3 separate regions of the Homo sapiens genome follow, and all the other regions are linked to region 3. The links are chromatin loops, found by intact Hi-C in ENCODE. Cell type or tissue: Caco-2. All regions are shown on one strand.

Region 1 (8,000 bases), 320 kb after region 3:
CGCACTGGAGTTGTTTATGTAAAAATGTAACATCCTTGAAATTCACAGATACGTAAGGTTAGTGTCTCCCCTTCCCCAGGCTCCCAGTCCAGGCGATCTAGCCCTAAAGGAGCTAGTACCTTTGATGCTACAATCTTGTTTACATCTGCAGGGCAGAGAATTGCTTGCTTTGCTTGGACGCTCCCTCCACCCCCTTCTAATTTGAAGTAATCGGAATCTAAATACAGTCGCCAAGGCCCGCTCTTCCTTTACTGCTTTGACAAGGGAAAAACCTGAAATCCACGTCTTAAATCAGCTCGGTGGTTTGTAGCCCCCCAGCACCCTGCTTCTACGATTGCATGCCTAATGTATTCCCTGGTGATTCTGGGCATTAATTAGTTGTTTAATAGGAGTATGACTAAAAATGTAAAAGAAGGATTAGGAGCGTGAAACGTATGTCCAGCTCCTTCCACACACTCGAGGAGGGAATGAGAATCATTCTGTATCTTCTATTTCTCCAGGAGCCATTTGCATTTCCCACCAGCTGCTCACTTCAGCTGCACTGGCGCTGGGCAAGGCGAGGACCCAAAAGCTCAGCGCAGTGTCTGCGGCGGCCGGGACTGGGGTTAACCAGCCTCTGGCGGGCGAGACTCCAGACAGAAGGGGGGCGAGAGGAACGTGAGCTTCCCGAGCCCCTTCCTCTCAGCCCTGGTTTGCAAACCTCTGAAACCTGAAAGGGGAGGGAGTTGCACGCGCGTATCTTTGCGTCTTTTCAGCGCAACTCCCTTCCCTCTCCCTGTGTCTCTCCGCGGATCTCTGAATCTTTCTGTCTTTGGTTTTCTCATTCTCTTCCAACTTTTCCATGAGATTGCCTATCCTCGCCACCAGCTGAAGGCAAGGCCGTTCTGCTACGAGCGCCTCTTAATCTCTACAAAATGAAAAGAAAAAAAGGGAGGATTATTAGCCCATTACTCAGAGGAATGGGGAGGCTGCAAAAATCGTCGATGGGCAGAGGTGAAGATGTCTTTCTCGGACTGCACTTTCCGGTGTCCTGTAACTAGAGTTCAGTTGTGGGACTTGTTGAAGAAATTTGATTTTCTTGCCTCGGCGAGATTTCAAAAACCAGAAATAGAAATTCTCAGAGTCAGAGAGGAAATACAATTAAACAGCACGTGGGCATTTTCCCCCTCATTTCTCTCCCCTTAAATAACACTGCTTTGAGTTTCCACTGGGTAAAGAGAGAAAGTTTGAGTTTTCACGGATGTTACGTGGAGGTTAGAAATGGCTTAAAATGTAGATCTCTAATCAGTTTTCTTCGTGGCTGAAGAGGCTAACCCTTTCCATAAAATGAGTCCATCTGTCGACTGTTAGCTATTTCAAAGTGAAGGGATTTAGCACTCAAAACAAATTGAGCAAGTTTGTTTGCCTGTTTTTACTGCTAACTCAAATGAATTCAAAACACGGAGTAATTCAAGAAAACACATAACATGTTCCAGACAGCCCCCAAAAGTAGGGAAAGCCCAGCACCTATATAGTGACTAGGGTTAGTTTTAAGCGCCAAGCTTTTTTAAACGTATCTATTTTATGCACATTCTCCCGAGTCACTATATATTTCTAAAATTGCGAGTATTGGTATATTGATTTAGGAAGAGCAATACAACTTTTAGAGGGAACTTTATTCTCAATTAGGGACCAAAGAGATGTCTTTTTAATAGCGGGCCTGAGTTTTGCTCTCAAGCAGGAATTAATATTGGTGGGAAAATCCGAATCCAGGAGCAATGGCTGTGTTCCGGCACTTTCCAAAAACATACATTAACAGGATGCCCTTGAGATTGAAAAAACATTGTCCCATATGCCTGGCAGAAGCCTTCACACCTGGTCCTCCAGGCGAATTATATTTATAGTCCTTCCACTCAGAGGCAGGACAGAGCCAAAATATTCTGCTCACTACCAAAATACACATCTTTGCTCAAGTCAAGAAATCAGAAAATCAGGGTTCAGAAGTAAGGCACACTTTTCGAGTGAGAATATGCCCTGTAATTTCACATACTCTTTGCTTTGCAGGAGCAAATGTGGACTTGAGGGAAACTCTCTCCCCCACCCCCACTTCTATCCCGTGCAATTTAATACCATCCTCGCCAGGAACCTTAACCTCGTCATTTTAAAAAATGAGATATCCGTGACCCAGGGTGAACTTGTTGAATGTAGGTACAGCAGAGGAAATTCTAGACTCTATGAGCGTCTGAGCCTTGTCCAGTGCAAACCCTTCGTGAACACTGGGTCAGTGCGTGGCCGTGCCCACCTGTGCGCCGACACTCTCAGCATGCCTGGTCCACCCGCCTTGACCTCGGGCGCGGTGTCCCAGCTAAGCTGGGCCCAGCGTCCCGGCCTTCCCCAGCTGACAAGCCTAGCTCGTTCGCTCCCGGCTGTGGCCCTCCCACCCTCTCCCACTAGCTCACTCCATTCTTCTAGATTTCTCTTCACTCATCCTCTCCCATCCCCACCGCGCCCACCTCCACTCCCGCCCTCTACCGGTCTCTCACTTTCCTCCCTCCGCAGTCCCTCTTTGCTGTGACCTCTTTCCTCAACTCTGCAGGCCTGAAAGAAGGTCACACACGCACGCTCACACCCACACTCCACACGCCTCGTCCCAAACAACCCCATGAACATTGTCCTTTGTTCCGTCTCTTGGGCCACTTTCCCTGTCGCTTCCTCCCAGCCCGTCCTGATTTGCTCCCCAAAAGTACGTTTCTGTCTCCCCGCTGCCCTGGCGCTCCCCCTTTGATTTATTAGGGCTGCCGGGTTGGCGCAGATTGCTTTTTCTTCTCTTCCATCCCATCCTCCCTTCTGGTCCTCCTTTCCACAGTGGGAGTCCGTGCTCCTGCTCCTCGGTTGGCTCCTAAGTGCCCCGCCAGGTCCCCTCTCCTTTCGCTCTCCCGGCTCCGGCTCCCGACTCTTCGGCCCGCTGGCATCTGCTTCCCTCCCCTGCCTCGTTTCTCGTCGCCCCTGCTCGCTCCCCCCGGCGCTCGCCCGGGCGCTGTGCTCGCTCCTGGATCGCCAGCCGCGCAGCCGGGCTCGGCCGGCCGCCCGCGCGCCACTGTGCAGTGGAGTTTGGTGGAATCTCTGCTGACGTCACGTCACTCCCCACACGGAGTAGGAGCAGAGGGAAGAGAGAGGGATGAGAGGGAGGGAGAGGAGAGAGAGTGCGAGACCGAGCGAGAAAGCTGGAGAGGAGCAGAAAGAAACTGCCAGTGGCGGCTAGATTTCGGAGGCCCCAGTGCACCCGTGGACTCCTTCGGAACTTGGCACCCTCAGGAGCCCTGCAGTCCTCTCAGGCCCGGCTTTCGGGCGCTTGCCGTGCAGCCGGAGGCTCGGCTCGCTGGAAATCGCCCCGGGAAGCAGTGGGACGCGGAGACAGCAGCTCTCTCCCGGTAGCCGGTAAGTGGAGGCCATCTATCCCGCAGGGATGTGAGATAATGCGAGTCTGGAAATTTGTTCCACTTCGGAGAATCTTCACCGTAGGTGATTTGTGGCTTTTGGGGCTAAGTTTCGCCCAAGGTAACGCAGTCGGCAAACAGACCTTGCAAAGCCCTGTTCCTTTCGTCCCCCGCCACAGACACTAACAATCTACAGGGTGCTGAAGTCGAGAGGGAAGCCAGACCGTGGCTGGCATTTAAAACGAGGTATCTTCCCTTAAATCTCGGTGCCAACACTGCAGGAACAAATCCTCGGGCCAAGGATTAGCATTCTCAAGATAAAGGGCTGGGTACAAAGTTTCAGCTACTGGAAGATTAGCCCCCTTCCCATTGTTATCCATTGGGAAAAAAAAGAAAAGAAAAAGATTCCATCTTAACTGGCAGTTAGTGACCTCTCAGGCCCAAGCGAATTACCTGGGAGCCAGGCCTGGATGCCAAGCTCTCACCATTTCTTTGGATTGTAACTCCTTTAAATTGATCACCAGTCAACTCCAATCTGGCACTTCAGGAGATACACTTTAAATGGATGCAGAGAATTATTTTCCAGCTGGAGATTAAGAAAAAAATTTTCGATTCTAAACCTCCGAAATATGTTCCTCTTTTCCAGTTTAACCACTTTACTTTCTTAAGCAATTTAGAAATCAAACTATCATAAGGTGGTGTGATTTTTTTTTACTCTTTTGTGTGAGTATTGTCTTACTAAACTAAACGGAAAAAACTTTTACCATTATAAATGTAAATATCAGAATTCATACATTCTAAAATATTTTTATGAAAAATTAATCTGATTTAAAGAAATTTCCTTGCATTTGTTTTAGTCTATCAATCAAAACTAAAGATGCTTTTATCACACAAAATATCATTTTGGCAGAAATCCATCTAAAATTCAAATACCAATAATATCAAGAAAACAAAGCACATAAGCAAAATAAATTGAAGATTTTTGTTGATGTAACATGAGCATACAACATTTCAATAACCAAACTTTCCCTAAAAAATTAAATAGCCACTTCATTTGTGGAATGTTTTACTTTAACTCAGCAAAATTACACTTAAATTATTTAGGTGCTTTGTTCCTTAAGTTAAGCGTGTTTGTCTTCAAATGTTCCTAAAGCACTTATATTAATTGGTTGTAAAGAACGCATACACATGGTAAAATACAGAACTGAACTGAGCAGTATTTTAATTTCCTTAAATAATTACTTACTACAAATTAATTTACTGGCTAATTTCACAATTTAGTTCATTTAAAACACATGTTCCTGTGCTGTTTATTTTTAAACTTTCCATTAAAGATTTTGTTATGGGGTAACAAAGTGTATGAAAAGGGGGGAAATGTGAAAGGATCTGGGATTATTCGAACTGTATTTTTCCTGCACTTTCAGTCTTGCGGTAGTCATCAGAAATTATTTTTTAGCAAATTGTTTTATTTCTTAGGGCTTGCCTGCCTGCTTTGCCATGGTTCCTCGTCCTCCGTTAGCCGTGTAGTGCTTTTTGTGTGCTCACAATATAAAACCCAAGTTGGCCAAAACAAGAGTCCTTGGCATATACATTCCAACTAGAACATGAACTTTGGGGGTGAGAACTACCTCCCATCAGGAAAAGTCTCCCATCTCAATTTGTGAGATTAGCCATTGAAGCCAGTTCCGAAGTCTGGCAGCCAAATTTCTCACAGAAGACTTGTCTTGATAGGGCAAGTTTAAGGATCAGCAGGCGGGAATTGGAGGTCTCTTTTTAAAAAATTATCTTCCCCAGTTATTTAGACTCAGTTCTTCTAGTAGGCCTGGTCATTAAATGAAGCATAAAAATGCAAGTCTCAAGGCTCATTTTGACTGCAAAATAAATCTCCAAGTCACAAGGACATGTAGGAGTGAGCTAAGGAACACGCCTTGACCTTCTTTTCAGTCCTTAGAGTGGAGCTCTATGAGTTCTTGAAGATTTGTTTTGTATTGCTTTGTTTGGTCTTCAGCACTGAAGCACGGGGAAGTGGGGGGAAGAATGTGTAATAATTGACTGACTTTACACCAAGCAACGCAATCTTTTTCTTTTGTATATTTCATTCTTTAAAAAAAATAAATAAATAAAAACTATTTGCAGTTACCATCTGCAGTGCTCCGGCTACCAGCTAATAATGCAGCCAGTTCAGACATATAAAAAAAAAAGATTATCGAAATGATGATGACATGCAAATTTCCTCCGAAATTATCATAAGTAAACATTTGAAGTCTGGACTAATAAAATCCCATCTGTGTTACTTCATATCGAGTTAGTAGAAAGCTGTGATAATGAATTTTGTAATATCTCACGAACAGACATCTCAATCAGGGACTAATCCTGTGATTTTACTGCAGAATCACTAAATCTGGAGCCGCCAAACTGCTACTTCTGGGCCCACGGGCCCACAAGGATCGAATCGGCAGAGTCCCCGCCCGCGTTCTCGCTAGCGGGTGGGGGAACCGCCTGGCCGTCCCCACCCTGGATCCCCACGCCACAGCGCCGGGCAGCCCCTCCTGTAGGCAGCGACCTTGGCCAGAGGCTCCCCAGGGCCCAGCTCCCTTCAGGAGAGGCCGAGACGCAGGGAAACGGTACTCAGGCCAGAGGCAGGCCCGCAGCTCCCTGCCCCGCCTCTGTGCCTCCGCCAACCCGACAACGCTTGCTCCCACCCCGATCCCCGCACCCGCGCGAAGTGGGCCCTCCGGTCGTCGGCGTACCCTGGTTAGCGTGGAGAGAGGCAGGCGCTGAGATCGAAGGGGCCTAGGGAGCCCTGGACCTTCTTTTCTTGTCTTTAAAGCAACCGCGGCTCTTCTACCCACCCGGTGGAGCCCCTCGAGACCCACCTCTCCCGGCTTGCCTGTGGCAGAGAAGGGGGAGCGCGTTAAATGCTTGGCTCGCTGCGTTGTGGTTGAAAACGTGAAAAAGATTTGGCTCGCCCGGGAGAGAAAGGGGGAGAACTGGGTAGCAGTTATACCAGAGCTATTTCTCCGTCCTTGGCGGGCAGTAAACCCTCCAAGAACGTTTGCCCTGCTCTCCTCAGTCTCGCTCAGTCCACCCAGTGTCTCTCCTCTGCGATCTTAAATCATACTTTAGGGTAATTATTTGTAGTAAGTAAATAAATGGCCGGGTTAGTATCTCTAGGAGAAAGTGTGGCTAAATATGGAAAAGTGGCTCCTGATGGATGAGAGGCCCGAACTCAGCTCGCTCCTGAAACACCCTAGGCCAAGAGCCCGTTCGTTTCAGAATTACAGAAAACCGAGGGAAACTGCTGTCTAGGACAGGGGCACGTTGGCGCTGATGTTCTACAAATGTTTACCGAGCTCCAACTAATGGACAAGCACTGAAGGGTGGTCTTTGCATACAGCTTCCCAAAGAGAAAAGTCCTCTCCACCCACCCACTCCCGCTGCCATTGCGTTCAGATGAGTTCTTAACCCCGGCACCGAGATTCTTGAAAGTAGGTCCACAGCCTCCCCAGCACACTGTGGCTTTATAGTCCTCTAACCTCTGGGCACTTTTGCGGCAACTCTGGAGGGAGATCCCCTCTTGATAAATAAATGTCCTGGGCCCGAGGCTAGGCTGGAGATGCTGCTGCACAGCCAGAGGCTGTCAGGTCGGAAAAACACGCCTGAAGCCTAGCACACAGTAGGCGCCTAACAGCTAGTGTAACGTAGTCTCATCTGAGCCCTGCTCACTCGACGGCCGCCGCTTCTTACAGCCTTCCTTCTCTTCTGTTTTGCAGATAACGGGGAATGGAGACCAACTGCCGCAAACTGGTGTCGGCGTGTGTGCAATTAGGTAAGAACCCCCTTCTCCTGCCCGGGTCATCGGACGGGAGGCCGCGCCACGTGAGGGCGGCAAGAGGGCACTGGCCCTGCGGCGAGGCCCCAGCGAGGGGCGCTTCCCCGAGGGGCCAGCCTGGGCAGGAAGGAAATCAGAACCAAATCGCCAGTGGCCTCTCCCTGTGGCGGGGCGGTGGACTAGGAAGCAGCGGCGCGCTGTGTACCGAAGCCCCCCAGCCTACTCCTCCCGGCTGGAACCGCCGGCAACCGGGGAGGCGCAGAAAGAGTACGCCATCCTGCCCCGGGTTGCCAGAGGGTCCGGGGGACGGGGATGCCGTCAGCTCTTTCCTCTAACTGGGTCTTTGCTCTTTGTCCCTCTTTCTCCTCCGGCCTGCCTCGCCCCTCCCCCTCCTCCCGTCCCCGGCTCCTTTCGGCCGCGGTCCGGGACGCCTCTCTCCGCACGTGGGGCGGGCGCGCGCGTGGCCCAGGCGTGCAGCCGGCGGCCGTTGAATGTCTCTTCTCCAAAGACTCCGAAATCAAAAAGGTCGAGTTCACGGACTCTCCTGAGAGCCGAAAAGAGGCAGCCAGCAGCAAGTTCTTCCCGCGGCAGCATCCTGGCGCCAATGGTAAGGCCGGGAGGGAAGCGCAGGCCGCGCGCTGGGCACCCGCCTCCGGGACTCTGGGCCTCGGGCGAAGCGCAAGAAGGCGAGGCCGCCAGACCTGACGCGCCTGCTGCTTGAACTTAGACACTCCGCCTCTGGGTGGGACGGG
Region 2 (8,000 bases), 340 kb after region 3:
TTTCCTGACCTGGATATCTATGCTCAATTTCATATTCCACCCTTCCTTCCCCTTCTCCAAACACATGTGCTATACCATTCTCCTTATTTTACTTAGTTCGGCAAGTAGTTGCTTTCTGGAGACTCAGTGACACCTAGGAAAACTGTGGCAGTAACATGCAAATGTGAGGAAGCATTAACAGCATGTTCGTTGAGTGATTTTAGCAAATGCCCCCTCCTCTAATCTCTTTCTCTTCTCTTCCCCAGGCCACTGTGAGGTGGTAACTCCCACTGCCATCTGAACACTGTTCCCCCAGGTAGTTACCCCAAATCTCAAATGGTTGAGCAGCTAGAGCTGTGGGTTGGAAAAATGGGTACCATTTGCAGGGACCCAGAGAGGGTGGCTGTTGCTCAATATATCTACAGACTTCCAATTCAGAAAATAATCTTCCCCTTTTGACAAGCCAGAGCTTTTTAAATTCCATTTAGGAAATGGGGAAAAGGACAGCTACAGTGAAGCTTTTAATTTCTGGGTTATTTGGTTCCATAGCTATGAGGGGTGGTGGGTAGTGGACTGTTTTCAGCTTGGTTTGTATGCAGAGAAAAGCCAGATATTGGAGGGGGTGGGGCACTTCTCGGGCAGGATGCAAGGTCTCCATCTGACCTCTGCGCCTTACCAGGAGCTCACACACTCACGCCCATCACGTGGCTCCAAGCTGAGTCCAGGCGGGCCTCGTCCTTGAGCTAGCTTGGGCAGGGCAGGACTCCCACCCGTCTAAGGCCTAACAGCTCAGGGAGATGTCTAATTAAGCCATCTTCTGGGTGAACTCTGAAGACAGACTCTTTCCAAAAGTCAGAGATCACTTGGTTGAGTCCCAGGCCAGATTGATACGGAGAGTTTGGCGGCACAGCCCAACCGCTCACTGCCATGGCCAGAGGGACTTTGCACAACTAACACTGAAGAGTGTGAAATTAAATAAGACTTTAAGACTGGTAATCGGTGGCAAATACCAGCACAAAACACGGCTGACCCCATGTCACACATTTCCCTCCTCTAGGGTCTTTCTTTGAAAGAATAAGCAAGAAACCCCAATCGAGACAACCCCTGATGTCTCCCAGACTCAAAACCTCACGCCGGCACTGGGCTTTCCTTCTTTGCCCCACGTGAGCCATGCAGCACCTCTAGTTTCCCTACCAGGATCCCACCAATGTTCTCCGTATTGGAAATTTCTGTGTTAGAGGCTGAACTCATAGTAATTTCTAAAACCAATTAAGAAGAACTTAGCCAGAGGTCACAGTAATGCTGGAATCACAAAATGCATAAGATTTATTTTCTTCTGGCCCCTTTCTCATCCATGCTGCCTATGCCTGTGCACCCACAAGTCTTATGTACATTAAATCTCCAAAATCAACCACCACCATGCCACAGAGTTTTCACTGGACAGTGTTTCTTAGTTCCCACCACATACCTCCTTTTCCCCATGCAGACTTATCATGTTGGTGTCCTGCCACACAGGGGGCCTGAGAAGAATGTCACCCAATCGCCGCTGCTGTGAGTGTGTAAAGTGATTAGGAGATTAGGAGAATGTTGAAACTCCTGCTGGAAAAATGCAAAGAAAATCCTCACTTTGAGTCAGTTGTTTACAGAGCCAGTGTGTGTGTGCGTGTGTGTGTCTGTAATATAAAATGGATGTGAATATATATATACAAATAGATATGGTTTTGCTTTTACTTTAATCTGAATTATCTAGATAATTGTCTTTATTCACCACTTGACTTCAATGGGTCCACACAAATTAGGACACCTTATCTTTTTAGGCATCTAGGCTGCTGCTGATCCCCAGTGCTTCCAACATCTCGCACACGTTGGCACTATGAGGAGCAGTCACGTGCCCTTGGGTTTTTCAACCACTTTGGAGGCTGATTGAGGTCCTTCATACATGTATATTTGTCGTGATGAAAGTTCCATCGGTAGAGTGGAGCCACCAGAGCTTTTATCAAAATTCTGTGGGTTTATGAGAGATGGGTTTAGAAATCTATATGGCTCTGTGGGGCTTCTCGGCTTTCTAAAATAAGGCATTAACACCCAAGCTTCCAAAAATATTTGCAGCTCTGGGGTTTGAATCTTGAAAAACAAGGAGTGAGGGGCTGTGTATACTAACTACAGTGGAGATTTTTTTCATTCTTTAATGTGATGGAGTCCCTTCATGAAATGAAGCTTTAAGGGGCATGGTATTGTGGGGACCACAGCTATTCTGAGGTTTAAAAGAAGAAACTGGAATATGATTAGTAAACACATTCAGCAGAAAAGAGCTGGATTCTTATTGACTTAGTTATAGGTCATCGGCTGGCAGTGCAATGGGAGGAAATATTTACTTTACACATATACTTTATGATCTTGGGGGAATTAGAGGAAATTCAATAAGAAAACGGCTAGAAACATTTAAAACCCTTATTTAAAAGACTTAAGCAAATTAGAGTCTTATCAGATTAAAAACCACTACAAATGTAAGAGCATTGTCTTCAGTGAAACGCTGTGGGGTCTGAGAAGGAGATTCTCCGCCAAATCTCCGGGATAAAATGCGTCATTTAAGCACCAGATAATGAGCAGAATGTAAATTAATTTAACCTTCTTTACCAACAGGCTGCTAGTGTAATGTGTATAATTTAGTGATAAGATTGCAGGACCTAATATAGCTGGATGTATGAGCCTCAGCTAATGCAGACCTGTCACATGAGGATGTGTTTTACTCTGAGCAGGTGTCTGTATGTGTGGAATGGGGTAAAGTGGAATAAAAGGTTAAAAGCAGAAATGCTGATTTAAAGCTTACTATGAAGAAATTCCTCCCTTGCAGCTAAATTATTCTTAAAGTGGGATGATACTGGTGAAGAAAGACTGAAAAACAATTCTCATGTGCGTCTTTGGACTGCAAGTTTAAAATGGGGAGGAGTTGCAGATAGGGTTTGGGGGTGGTCAGGGCAAAGGAGAGACACATAAGTTGCAAATATATTTGTAGTCTGCTTCATCCACTTTGTTCCACATCGAATAAGTTTCCCAATCTTGTGAACAAGGACAAGGAGGGAGTGTTTTAAAGATACTTCATGCTGGCATTGCAAATCATTGACTGTAATGTCAAACAAATACACATTCAGAGATGATAACACTAACTCCATAGTAAAACAATCGCCCATGCAGAAACCCAGAGGAGATTAGTTTGTCCTCTCCAGCTGACCTATGCTGGGGGACAAAAGGACTTTCAAAAATTATTTTGAATATGTTTGGATTTCTTTCTTTAATTTCTTTGGAAATTAAATTTGCTTGGAAACAGTGCTATAAAGAGTTGATGTCTCCAAAGGTGATTTTTTTTGTTTTATATAAATAAGGTTTTGCTTTTGCTAGTTGAGCGCAGTTCTAGGCTTTTCGCCCTTAGCTCACACACACCCCTTCTGCCTGCTTGGACTTTAATGGCTCAAGACAGCCTTGAGCTCACTGGGAAAAGAAAATGACTGTTAAAAATTATCCTTGAAATTGGTTATTTGGCAACATTCTTAATTGTATGGAAATTCATTAAGGCATATTTCATATATAATTAGCTCAAGGTTGTTGATTCTACAGGCTTTATGGATTTAAATCTGATTGATAATAAAGTAAACAAGAGAGTCGAATTTAAAGCGTGGCTCTCTCGGGTTAGGACGAGCTTAATACAGTGTACAAGGAATTTGAAAGATCTAGGATATGTGTCTTAATCAACGTTAAGTAGAATGGATAAGCTTTCAGCATTTTGAAAACGCTGGGTTAGGGTTTCTCTTCTATTGTGTGTTTTCTGTCTGGGGACTAATAAGCATCACAGAGAACGTGATCTGAGGCGACTTTTTATTCTTGTATAAATCCAGAGTGAACCACCAAACAGTTGTTCGTTTAAAGTCAAGGTAATTTTCTTTTGACGGGTCCATTTGCTTCTCGATTTCTAATTTATTAGCCTGCCTTTTCAGGGCTCTGTCTTCTTTGCAATTAAAGCTTCTTCAGATTAGCGCAGCATTCACTTGACAGGCTGTTTGGAAAATTTAAGATCGGAGAGGTGATTTGTTGCTGTTTTTCAAATTTTCTAGTTTTAAGTAACGTGTCTCCTTTTTATATGGGGTGGGGGATTGGAAATGGATGTAGTGAGACACAAAGAGTGGGTGTCTTGTTGATCCTTGTACCTTTCTCTTCTTGACCATTCCACTCTCTTCTCCCAAGCCTTCGACTCCTAGCCTCATCTCTTCACCTTTGGGTTCGTACTAAAAGCCGGATCGCCTTGGGCTGGGCAGGAGCTGAATTCCCGGGAGCTTGCCTGTGTAGACCCAGTGCGCACGGCGAGGCAGTAGCCCGGCCCCGCACTGCTGATAGGTGCAGGCAGGACAGTCCCTCCACCGCGGCTCGGGGCGTCCTGATTGGTGCGGAGCCACGTCAGTCGCACCCGGAGAAGGGTCTGGGAGGAGGCGGAGGCGGAGAGGGCTGGGGAGGGCCGCGGCGGAGTGACGTCTCGGCACCAGGAAGCCCGCCTCTGGTTTTAAGATGTTAGGCCAACAGGGAAGCGCGGAGCCGCAGATCTGGTCCGTCGCTCGCCTGGGTGCCTGGAGCTGAGCTGCGGCAAGGCCCGGCTCCTGTTCGACCGCCCGAGGGGTGTGCGTGTGCGCGTTGCGGAGGGTGCGCTCAGAGGGCCGCGTCGTGGCTGCAGCGGCTGCTGCCGCCGCAGGGGATCTAATATCACCTACCTGTCCCTGTCACTCTTGACACTTCTCTGTCAGGGCTGCCGCGTGGGGGGGGGGCGGGCAGAGCGCGGTCGGCGTTAGCTTTCCTTATTGGAGGGGTTCTTGGGGGAGGGAGGGAGAGAAGAAGGGGGTCTTTGCCCACTCTTGTTTCGCTTTGGAGCTTGGAAGCCTGCTCCCTAAAGACGCTCTGAGTGGTGCCCTTCTGCCCACATCCCATGTCTTCGTTTGCCCGCTGACTTTCCGTCTCCGGACTTTTTCGCTTGAGCCTTCCGGAGGAGACGGGGGCAGCTTGGCTTGAGAACTCGGCGGGGGTTGCGTCCCCTGGCTCTCCCCGCAGCGGGGAAACTCCGCGCCTAGAGCGCGACCCGGAGCGGGCAGCGGCGGCTACGGGGGCTCGGCGGGGCAGTAGCCAAGGACTAGTAGAGCGTCGCGCTCCCTCGTCCATGAACTGCATGAAAGGCCCGCTTCACTTGGAGCACCGAGCAGCGGGGACCAAGCTGTCGGCCGTCTCCTCATCTTCCTGTCACCATCCCCAGCCGTTAGCCATGGCTTCGGTTCTGGCTCCCGGTCAGCCCCGGTCGCTGGACTCCTCCAAGCACAGGCTGGAGGTGCACACCATCTCCGACACCTCCAGCCCGGAGGCCGCAGGTAAGGCGCCGCGCCGCCCTGCAGACATTCCCGCTCAGCTGCTCTGCGCCACCCGCTCCCTCTCGCCCCAAGGAAGTCAGCCCCTCCGGGGGGAGGCGTGGTGGGAGTGGTCGTTCGCCTGGCTCCCCGCAGAACTTCCGGGAGCCGGAATTTTGACTACCCCGCATCCCTTTAGTTCTCCCTCGACCGGCCCGGCTCCTGGGGCGCTAAGGGCGCGAGCAATTCTGCCGCCCTCTCTATTCGTACCCTGGCCTCCCTTCTGTTTCCTGGGTCACAAAAATCCCAGCATCTTGATTCGAGGACCTTCAGAGGCCGCCGACCTCTGTCCCTGTTTTCCTCTCGGCTTTCAGCTCCCGAGGAGCTCCACTCGTTAGGAAATTGCCTGAAACCACTCAGAAATGCCCTTCGCGAAGAGGCATTTTTTTTTTTTTTTTGGGAAAGGGCCGGCGAACTTCGGTGCCCAACCGAATCCCCACATCTTTTCCTAGCCTTCCCAAACCGCATGGAAATCTGAGCTTTCTGCGAGGGGGAGGGGGGTCTGTAAACCACGCGCGTGTGCGCGTCCCAGGAGATTTGGTGTGTCTGCGCAGAGGTGTATAAATATACTTGAAAGCACAGGCTATAAAAGTGAATGTGCCGCTGCAGTGAGATAAACATGTAAATAAAACGTGCGGCGCTGGGGGAGGGGAGGAAATGGGGCGCGGACACCCACACTTGCGCCTGCACACCCCACAGGCGCAGCGCTCCTCGCGGCCCGGAGCCGCCGCGCGCACCCTCCTCCGGCGCCAGGCAGCCCAGCTCTTCCACGGCTTCTGCCGCCGGTCCAGTTGGCGTCCGCGTTGCAGGTGGGCATGCTGACGGGAAAGTGTGTGTGTTTCGTTTTCAGAGAAAGATAAAAGCCAGCAGGGGAAGAATGAGGACGTGGGCGCCGAGGACCCGTCTAAGAAGAAGCGGCAAAGGCGGCAGCGGACTCACTTTACCAGCCAGCAGCTCCAGGAGCTGGAGGCCACTTTCCAGAGGAACCGCTACCCGGACATGTCCACACGCGAAGAAATCGCTGTGTGGACCAACCTTACGGAAGCCCGAGTCCGGGTAGGAGCCAGCACGGAGTCTGGGAGGGATGGGGGGAGGATGTTGTGGAGGTACAGGCCAAGTAGACCAGGAGAGAATGTGGAAGGCAGCGCCGCCTGGGAGGGCGCCGGTGGGGCGCAGCTTTGCAAAGGCAGAAGGCCTCGCGGCGGCCTGGTTGCGAGATTACAGTTCCCTCTCCGAGGCCGACAGGACTGCCGCCCTGGCTCAGGCTCCCAGAGCGGCACCGGCTCACTGCCCCGCCATCCCGCGATCTCACGAGCTGGGCTGCATGGGCAATCCCCTGCACAGGACATTGTGTTCCTGGCTTGCAGTTGCCAGAGCAGAGCTAATAAAATCCCTACCAGGCCAAGAGCCGCGAACAGGCTCCAACCTGTGAGCCTTTAACAAGGAAAACCCGCCAGAGACACGGAAGAGTTGGCCCTCCCTGGGAAACCTTTGTCCCGGCCCTGGCCCAGCTTTTTCCCTCCTGGGCTCGCGCTTCTTACACCTTCTTTACGGTTGTTTCGGCCATTCAGGTCTCTCCCACACACCCTATTTCCTAGTTTTGTGATCTCCGGGAGCAAAGTTTTAATACACAACTACTAGTCCTCTTAGAAGGAGAAAGAAAAAAAGAAGAAAGACTTTTCTGCTTGGTTTATTTATCTTCTCTCAGGAGTTGAACTCTGGAAATTGAAACTCACACCCCCTCTTCTAAATTATAATCATAGTTTTGTAAAAAGGGCTTACCTTAACTTTGTAGCAAATCTGTACTTTATGGATTGGCAAAAATGAGCTCAAATAAATAACCCAATAGCAACGTCCTGGTTTATGCTGGTCGGTGGAAGATTCCAAATTTGTTAGGATTCTGGAAGCAGAAAACAGAATCAAGCAAATCAAGCGGCATCCAGAGGCTTTGCTGTTAAAAAAAAAAAATTAAGTGCTCTGGGTAGAAAAAATAAAGCCCCCGGTTAGAGCAGAGCAAACAAAAAGAAGAAAACAACGATAAAAAGAATAAAGACCAAAATGCTCTCCCAAATCAGAGGGAATGAAGACACTCTCTGGGTGGCATTTGTGCAAGGCATGAGGCTATGCTGGTGGATAAAAGGCCGGGAAGAAGTTGAAAATGGTTTTAGTTTAACTGTCCAGAGCCAGAGCTGGGTCCTGGGCGGCGTGGTTTTGAGCAAGGTCAGTCTTTCATTAGCTCTCTTGCACATCAAGGGAACGGGCCTCTCACGTACTCTTCTCGCCTGAGCAAAGTTTAGATGGCCTAGGGTAGAAATGGCAAGTAATTAAAGACAGAGTCTATGGGTTTTCTGGGATCCTTCGAAAACGCCCTCCCACCCCGCCCGCTATTCCGCAGCTCCACCCTAGTGCTTTGTAGCCGCGGCGCTGGGCTCTCCTTGCAGCTGCCTCTCCTTCCAGGGCGGCTGCTTGTCGAGCCAAGTGGGAGTGAGGCGTGCTTTTTATAGCAGTCGGGTGCAAAGAGGAAGGGGGATAAAAAGGAAATCAAGAATGAAAGGAAAAAGAGAAAAAGCGGATTACACGGCT
Region 3 (8,000 bases):
TTAAAACAAAGTGATATAACACAAGTTCAATATTAAGTAACTTACATAAAATTTTGGTATTCAAATTTGTATGCCTGAACCTTAGATGTTTCCCTCATATTACATCTGTGGAGATCACATTCCCCATCAAGAAGCAGTTTATTACGTACCTCAAGATTTCTAGACATTATTTTTAGGAGCCAGGCTCTTTCTGACATATGATAAGACAGGAAATTTAGATGTGATCAGATTTAGTAACAGAGCATAATTGCTTTGCGTATAGCTAATGCTGTCCTTTCAAGATTATTAAGAGAATAGTTCAGCTTTATGGTATTATATATTTAAGTTGCCTTGTACATAGTATTCTGTGAGGCCTGGAATATTTGATATCTGATCATTATAATGTTATTTGGGAGAAATAAAGTAGAAAGTTTCTTCCTTTGGTCTTTTACATACAAAATGGCATTAAATTTTAAAATACATAATAGAGATGTTTATATTAATACATATGTATACGTTTCTATGTTTGTTTAACATAGGATTTAAAAGATAGATAAAAGAATTTACCTGGAAAAAGAGGAGCATGAAAAATACTCACCAACTCTAATACATAGTAACAAAAATGTTGTACTAGGATAATACAAACTGCTGCCATGGCTATTTAAAGACAATAAAATCCTATTTTACAAATTTCAGCTGCTAATAACCAGCATTCTTTCTAACTGCTTAAATACTGCAGTAAGACTTATAATGCCACTGTGAAATCATAAGCTAGTATTTCAAAGGTGTTGTATCTGTTACAAATTTAATCTTCACTGCTTTGTCACAACTGATTTCATCCCAGCAGCTTGGAGATGCAGCATAACAACATTCTTGTTGTCCTAGACAACCTGAACCAAACTGTTAAATACCTGCCTGATGCCCATGAATGACTATAATATCGCCTATGGAATCTCCCAACAACCACCCTCAAAATGTGCAATTAGTCTGTTCCAGTTAATAGGAGGAAAAATGTATGCTTTACGACGTTCACAAATTGTAGGCATTTTAATGGCAGAGACAGAAATTCTGTGCTATATTTCATAAATGGCACAGTATTGTGTTCATTGTATTAAAAATATTCTGCTTTTAATACTTTATATTAGGACATTTCACAACTGTGTAAAGTAAGTTAACATAGGTTTGAATCTAAAGTAATTTTCTTCCCACATGAGGAAATATACTATTTCATTAACTATAATGGATATTAGAAGTCCGTTTGGTTTTTACATACCAAACATTTTTGTCTTTGAAATATGTTTCTGAAAAAACAGCTGTAAAGCAAATGTTTTTGCTTCCTCCCAGGTATACAGTGACACACCGTTTGCGGTAGAAGCGAGGTGAAATGATCTGAACAACTGAAAGAATTTGTGTTCATGAAGTTGCTCAGACAAGGAGCTGATGGAGCAGGGCATTGAAATCTCCTTGCATATTGGAGTTTAATTATAAAGCATTAGGTTAAATTTAACTCCTCAGAATCATTATGAAAATTTGTAACTCTCTGGGACAATTTTAGATCCATCAACTGGCACATAAATTTAGCACTCATACACTATATGTAGAAGTGTGTAAATATGCAAGCAGCCACCCCCACCCCATAACAATGCTGTGTTATTATTCCACAAGACAACACTTTTGAATCTGAAATCTTTTAAAATTACTAATCTGTTGCTCTTCTCATGGAACATCTTAACTACTTCATTTGAATGTACTATTTAAATAATACTAGGAAGTAGTTCTCAATGAATATTTAATTACTGAGTACTATGGTTTAAATCTTCCAACCAAGAAAAATAATGCATAGAAAATTATATTTATTATATATCTCAAAAACTGTTGAAAATTCTGAAGTTCTAGCAAAGATCACTATTCTTTATGAAATACACATCATCATTACAATGTCTGTGTTAGACATAGTATGAATATGATCTGTATGTCTTCAGTGAATTCAATAACTTAGAAGATGTCACAATGTAACTTCCAAAAAAATGAGAACACAATTTTGTTTATACGAAGACCTGGCATAAAATAAAATATGAATGAATCATTTTTAACACAAGATACAAAAACTCAGTTTGCAGGCAAATTAAGCAAAAACAAAATGTGCTTATTGTAAATATCCTATCCTTATTAGGAAACAATTACATTGTTTTCAGTAGATTTTTAATTCCTCTTGATGTGCCACTTAAAATGATTTGATTCCAAACTACTAGTGATGCAAGTTTAAACACATCCTTTAACTAGCATGGTAGTGACATATATTAAGTTGCCCATATGCAATTCACACTTGTGACTTTTCTCTGCCATTCATGAATTATGCAATTATCCCTAACTCATGGAAATGAAAGTGCATTAACTGCCCACTGTCATGTATTGTCTCTTTCTATGTCCTTGCGCACATATTTCCACGGCTCATTATTCATGGATGCATCTATGCAAGTGTAAATGTACACACATAATATGGAAATAGTCACACATGGATAAATAGCAACCAGACACTTGTTTGTAAAGATCTATGTACTTCATTCCAAACAACAAAATTTAATGAGGAACACCTCTATCCTTGTTATGGATGCCGCAAGGTAAACAAAACGGATGCCATTGTTATAAAGTAATAGAGGGATTTTCTCACACAGGAAGGAATGAAGTTGTTGGTGTACAAACCTGAAACAGCACCCTTTCATCTCTGACAACTGTTTTTCTAGCTTTTTCCCCCATTAAGAAATATGCTTTTCAGCACTGATTGAAATCTCACTGGAACACTATTCAAAAAATACTGACTGTACCTTGTGTTCCTAATCCTTATCTTTTCTCCATGAATGTTAAGATAGACTTGTAATGATGGCATTTCATTCCTAGAGAAAACAATTGTTTAAAATAAAGAGTTTTGGGGAAATTAAAATATTGCGTTTTCTCCATTGAATGTTATGGTCATGTAGGTGATTCCAAATTTTGAATTGAGCATCGAAACAATTTGCTCCTGACGTGATGTATTCCTCAGGAAAGTTCTCTGATTTTAGTCTAATAAGCACTAGTGAGCACACACGTGCAATGATCTGTGATAAGGGCAATCATGAGGATTCCTTCTGATTTACATTATTTCTAACATAAACAGATTGCCTCGATTGAGGTAATTATTTCTAACTAAATAGAATGAATTTTATCAGATATTCAGGTTGTAATTTGCATATAATAAAGTTTTTTAAAATGTTGCCTCAGGCAATAAAAGCAATATTTATTGACTTAAACAAAAGTAAAATATTTTTTCCACAGCACAGATTTTTTATTGCAGATAGTAAAAATTTCATGTTCAGAATTTCTTAAAAATGTTATTTCAGCAAGATAGCCCATTCAGTGTAAACCATATCTACATAAAATTAATTGGAACATGCTTTTTTTGAAAAACAATTATTTCATAATCATCTAAGTACTTTATTAAATATTATTTAAAATTAAAACTGAAATCATATAGATTCATAAAGAGATTTCAGTGGTATCTTTATTATATATTAAGAAAATGAAATACTTGATGTCAATATTTTGCTGAAAAATGCAGCTTTTCTTCATGATTATACATGCTTCTCTTTTTAATTATTTGATTCTTTTCCTAAGCAAATTTAAAATCAACCATCTTTGTTATACCTAGATAGTTAGACAAACCTTAAATCATTCTCACTAAATATTGTTAAATATTTTGTTAGTTAAGTTATATTTCAAATTCTGCTGCATTTCTCAAGTTACAAATAAATTTCATGATTCTCACATTTTATAGATATTGATAATATGTAAGAAATCTACTCATTTTAATTAGACACAGTGTGACTGAAAAGCTAAAAAGAAAAATGCTGGTAAGTAAAAGATCAATTTCAAAATCGGAAAGACAATAAAATAAACAGGTGGAAATATTCCCCATTTTAAGTTGCAGTATGTAGGAAATGCTTTTCTTTTTAGGAGAAACTTTTTAACAGGTCCTATTACTGCTAAAGTACAACAGAAATCAAATGTGTTAATCTCTAACACACTATATTTTTTATGTATGTAAGTTGTGATTCACAGAAATACTTTTGCCAAGGCAATAAAAATACCCAAGAATAATTTAGGATAAACACAAGTTTTCATTACTTTTCAGTAATTTCACTGACATCATAGATAATGTGTGACCAGTAGAAGGCACTGTTACAATAAATATATACATACAGCTGCTCATTTACAAACTGGTTGGACATTCTGATTAGAGTTTTACCAACTTTTTACAGCACAAATATTCTTTTCATGTAGACATTAAGTTATAAATTTGTCCTGTAAATGTGAAGAAAAAACTCATTGTGTAACTCTTTCTTGTGTAATTTTCAGTTGGATTTCAGCCCATTTACAATTTTATTACCCTCATTTTTAATTTAATTCATAAAAAAATTATGTGGTCACACTTACCACCCTTAGCACTGCATTTAAGGAATGTTGCTCTCTTGAGAAAGAACTCAGACTGTTGCAGGATTAGACATAGATTCATGTAGACCTTGCTTCAAAACAAGCTTCTGATTTCATTCTTTTTAACCTTTAGAGGTTTGATCATAATTTGCTAGAGCATGCAGGCATGGTCTTTTAATGGAACTGCTTGGATGTATAAAAACACCTCTAATTAAATCTCTGTGAAACATACCACTAACAATGTTGTTTAGTTTGTGTTCGTATACAAAAGCTCTTGAATACCTCTCCAAGTTTACAAAATCCACGTTAAAGGAGCCAGCATTGCAAAAAAATGTTACGGCATATGTTTGGATTTTTGTATTTCAGAGTCCTGACTACTTTATCTGAATTACAGATTTAGAGCTTTGTTATGTGTGATAGTTATGATAATATGATCACTAAAGGCACAGAGACAGGGAGACTCAAATCCCTTTGAAAATCCCTTTCTCTATTTCCTACAGCTGCTGCAGGAGTTTAATATCTGATAGAATGATGAAAAAGAACAGGCCGAACTCCAGTTTTAATAAAAATTTTAACAGGTCTACATATAGTTATGAAAAATGTTATTTGCAATGCCGATTTTTAATAAAATTTTCTTAAACCAAAGAAAAAATCCTCAAGGGGAACCTGATATGAATGTGTTTTTCATATGTACTATTTAAGGCTCTTTAAAGGTTATGAAAGTGATTGATAAAATAAGTTCTATTCTATACAACACAAACCTAAACGTACTTGCACTTTTGCATTTTAATCAAATAAATAAGCAAAGCTTTCATTTTGTGTGTTGGATCAGAAACAAATATTATCATATTGTGTAGTCAATTTTTATTCTTAGCAAGAAAAATTCATATTATTAAATGATGGCATTTTTAAACAAGTCAAAGCACTGCTAACACACACATTAAAGTAGTCTATCATCTATGAATGTATGATACTAAGAAATAATACATTCTCATGAAATTGGAATTGTGCTTCTTGTGTTTTTTGAATTTAAGAAATCATATGAAGTTTGAAGACTTTTTCTTCACAAGAGAAAATAAACACATTAGGTATGACAAAATGAAATTTAATTTAACCCAAGAGCTTCATAACTTATAAAGAATCTCTCTATAAAGTAAAAACGTCCTAAATGAAGGGTCTCATATGCAGTGGCCTGTGTGGGTGCCCTGTACTGTAATTACCCATTCATCATGATAACACAGCCTGGAAAACAGTCATGAGATAACAAGGCCGGGTCCCCAAAGTATCTATGTTCACAAAAAATAGAAACAAAGTGTTTCTAGGAAATCAGAAAGACATTTTCATTTACCGATCTAATCTACAGCAACTACAAAATAGGAGCTCCTTGTAACTTCCAATATGCTAAACACAATCAAGGAGTTCAGTTTTAAGCCTTAAAATGTGTGAGTTGTTATTATTTCCATTAAAACCATTGCATTCTAGTAAAACACTGATTTTCTAGCAACACTGACCTTGTCATTGTTTCTGAAACATTTTGAATATCATAGAAAGACTTTTTAACACAATATGCCATGTGTAATATATTAACATTTTCTTTAAAAACTTGATAGACTTTTTGAATTTAAAACTAGCTATACTAACAGAAGACAGCCACTATATTCTTTACAGAGGAGCATGCAAACTGTAACCATAAAGCACAGTCTTTATTTTATCCCTAAATAAATATTCACTTTCGAAAACATTAAATTTATTATGCACTGAAATAAGGAAAGGAAAGCATTACCAATCTTATTATAATACTAAGAATTCCAAGGCTAGAATAATAAGCAATATTCTAAACCTTTGGCCCTCTTGTACATTTTACAACAGGAAATTGACAGTTGTGGATTCGTGTCTTATTCATAATCCTACCATTTAACCATTTTTAAAAAACAACTTTTACAGTTCTAGAACCAAAATTATTGATGTATTTTGTTTACTTGATATTTTTCTGTATTTTTAGTTAAAAGACATATTTTTGAATGGGGCAAAATGGGGGGCAGGTGATCTTAATCAGGGGATTTGAGAAAAACTGGTGGACTCAAGGTAACAAGAATGAAAGAAAGAATAATTCATTGCTGGGACCATTTTCCCCCTTGATTTCTGTATTGCGATTACAGCAGATTACCTCCAACCAAATATGATTTATCAGATACTTGTAGACACCCTTGATAAATTACACAACTAGGAGTGCAAGTTTCTGATATCATATCTGAAATGTAAACACTTGCTTATAAAACCTATGATGCACAAAAAAAGATGAGACAAAACCAAACATCACTAAAATAATGCTTCAGCTTTAAGTATATCTTAAATTTCCTACATAAAGTATTTTCATGCTATTTTAAGAAAGACAATTGGATGTTTAATAAGAGCATTTGCTTTCAAATTGTAAACCAAACTACAATATGCTAGTTTAAACATGCTTTGACCAATTTCACTTTTTAAGATATTACAAGGCTCTAAAAAATAAAAACTGGAGATTTTAGTTTTTCCAGGAAATTTCCACAAACTATACAAATGTCCATATAAAATACGAAGTCATCTCATTTTAAGATATATATTCAAGCTTTTAATGGAAGCTCTCGTAAAAAAACTTAAATCTTACAGCCCCATGTGGCCATGTCAAACGACATGGATTTTCTGTGCATCAAAATAGACATTTTTTGTGTCTATTTTAGGCATTTCTGTGCTCTAAAATAGATATTTTTATTCAAATAAAATGAGACATTGTTAGATATTAGTTAACATAACTTATTTTACTCTCATAGAGCAAGAAACTATATTCTATAAGCAAGTTTCTTCCCCCCAAAATCAAATACACATAAATAAAATTAACTTTGATCAGAAGCCATATAAAATTACATGCTTTTATTTACTAATAAGTAATTTAATATTTTAAGAAATTCTGAATTTTTTCCTCCAAGTTTTACTACAGAGTGCTGCCAGGTTATTTGAGATTTCAGATATACACAGCCCCTGAACAAAACTGTCTATATATAGGTGAAGAAATAAGAGGTGGTCTCTTTTCTTCACAGATACTGTACATAGTAATTTTAATCCATGTTTTCATCTACATATTTCAAAGGGTTTAAGAATGCAGCATTTTGGGGGGGAAAATTATAACAACCTGAAAAGTTTAGGTTTCTATTTTTATTATTGAGGAAGTAGATGATATATTAAATATTATCTAAAATTATCTCTCTGCTTGACTTTCATGTTTCCATAGAAACCACTTGAGGTATTTCAAAGCCACAGTAACTCTAAACACTGGTCTTTATAAAAGCTTTTGTAAGCCTGACTGATGATTATTTTCCCCTCTAAAATTTAATGGTGGGATAAATCACACTGAATACATATATTTAGGTTTCCGATATACAATATTTTTTAAAATAAGTGCATTTTTATAAATACAGAGACATGGAGAATAAGAAATTCTCAAATAATACTGACTTTATTTTACTAAGAAACAGAGTATTACCCATTTTTCTGTATCTTCAAAACAAATTATCATG

Evidence for each region. A loop is a pair of places that touch in the nucleus more often than their neighbours do. Peaks named below come from ENCODE experiments on the same cell type or tissue, not always from the same donor. Only the 100,000 strongest peaks of a DNase experiment are listed, where the experiment ranks them.
Region 1: a loop joins it to region 3, with 8 times the contacts of the local background. A loop is called at or near these places in 39 of 110 quality-filtered maps.
Region 2: a loop joins it to region 3, with 5 times the contacts of the local background. A loop is called at or near these places in 39 of 110 quality-filtered maps.

What each region holds. Positions count from the first base shown.
Region 1 is chr4:110,632,198-110,640,197 of GRCh38, reverse strand. It overlaps a transcript of PITX2 not described here. Among named protein-coding and RNA genes, the nearest start is that of PITX2, 13 kb to the right of the region's middle. RefSeq lists enhancers at 506-1,101, 1,837-2,337, 7,369-7,881. In Caco-2, no CTCF peak of the experiment used is centred here; DNase peaks (open chromatin) are centred at 2,527, 3,117 and 3,577; H3K4me3 peaks cover 3,096 bases.
Region 2 is chr4:110,619,637-110,627,636 of GRCh38, reverse strand. PITX2 (paired like homeodomain 2) reads left to right here and starts at 4,560. Exons shown (of 3, transcript NM_000325.6): 1 at 4,560-5,381; 2 at 6,268-6,473. The coding sequence starts at 5,177. RefSeq lists enhancers at 187-686, 687-1,188, 5,952-6,604, 7,259-7,910, 7,911-8,000 and a silencer at 4,500-4,589. In Caco-2, no CTCF peak of the experiment used is centred here; DNase peaks (open chromatin) are centred at 1,536, 4,416, 5,296 and 6,576; H3K4me3 peaks cover 3,036 bases.
Region 3 is chr4:110,955,671-110,963,670 of GRCh38, reverse strand. No RefSeq gene overlaps it. Among named protein-coding and RNA genes, the nearest start is that of MIR297, 99 kb to the right of the region's middle. In Caco-2, CTCF peaks have their summits at 3,955 and 4,160 (motif pointing right); no DNase peak of the experiment used is centred here.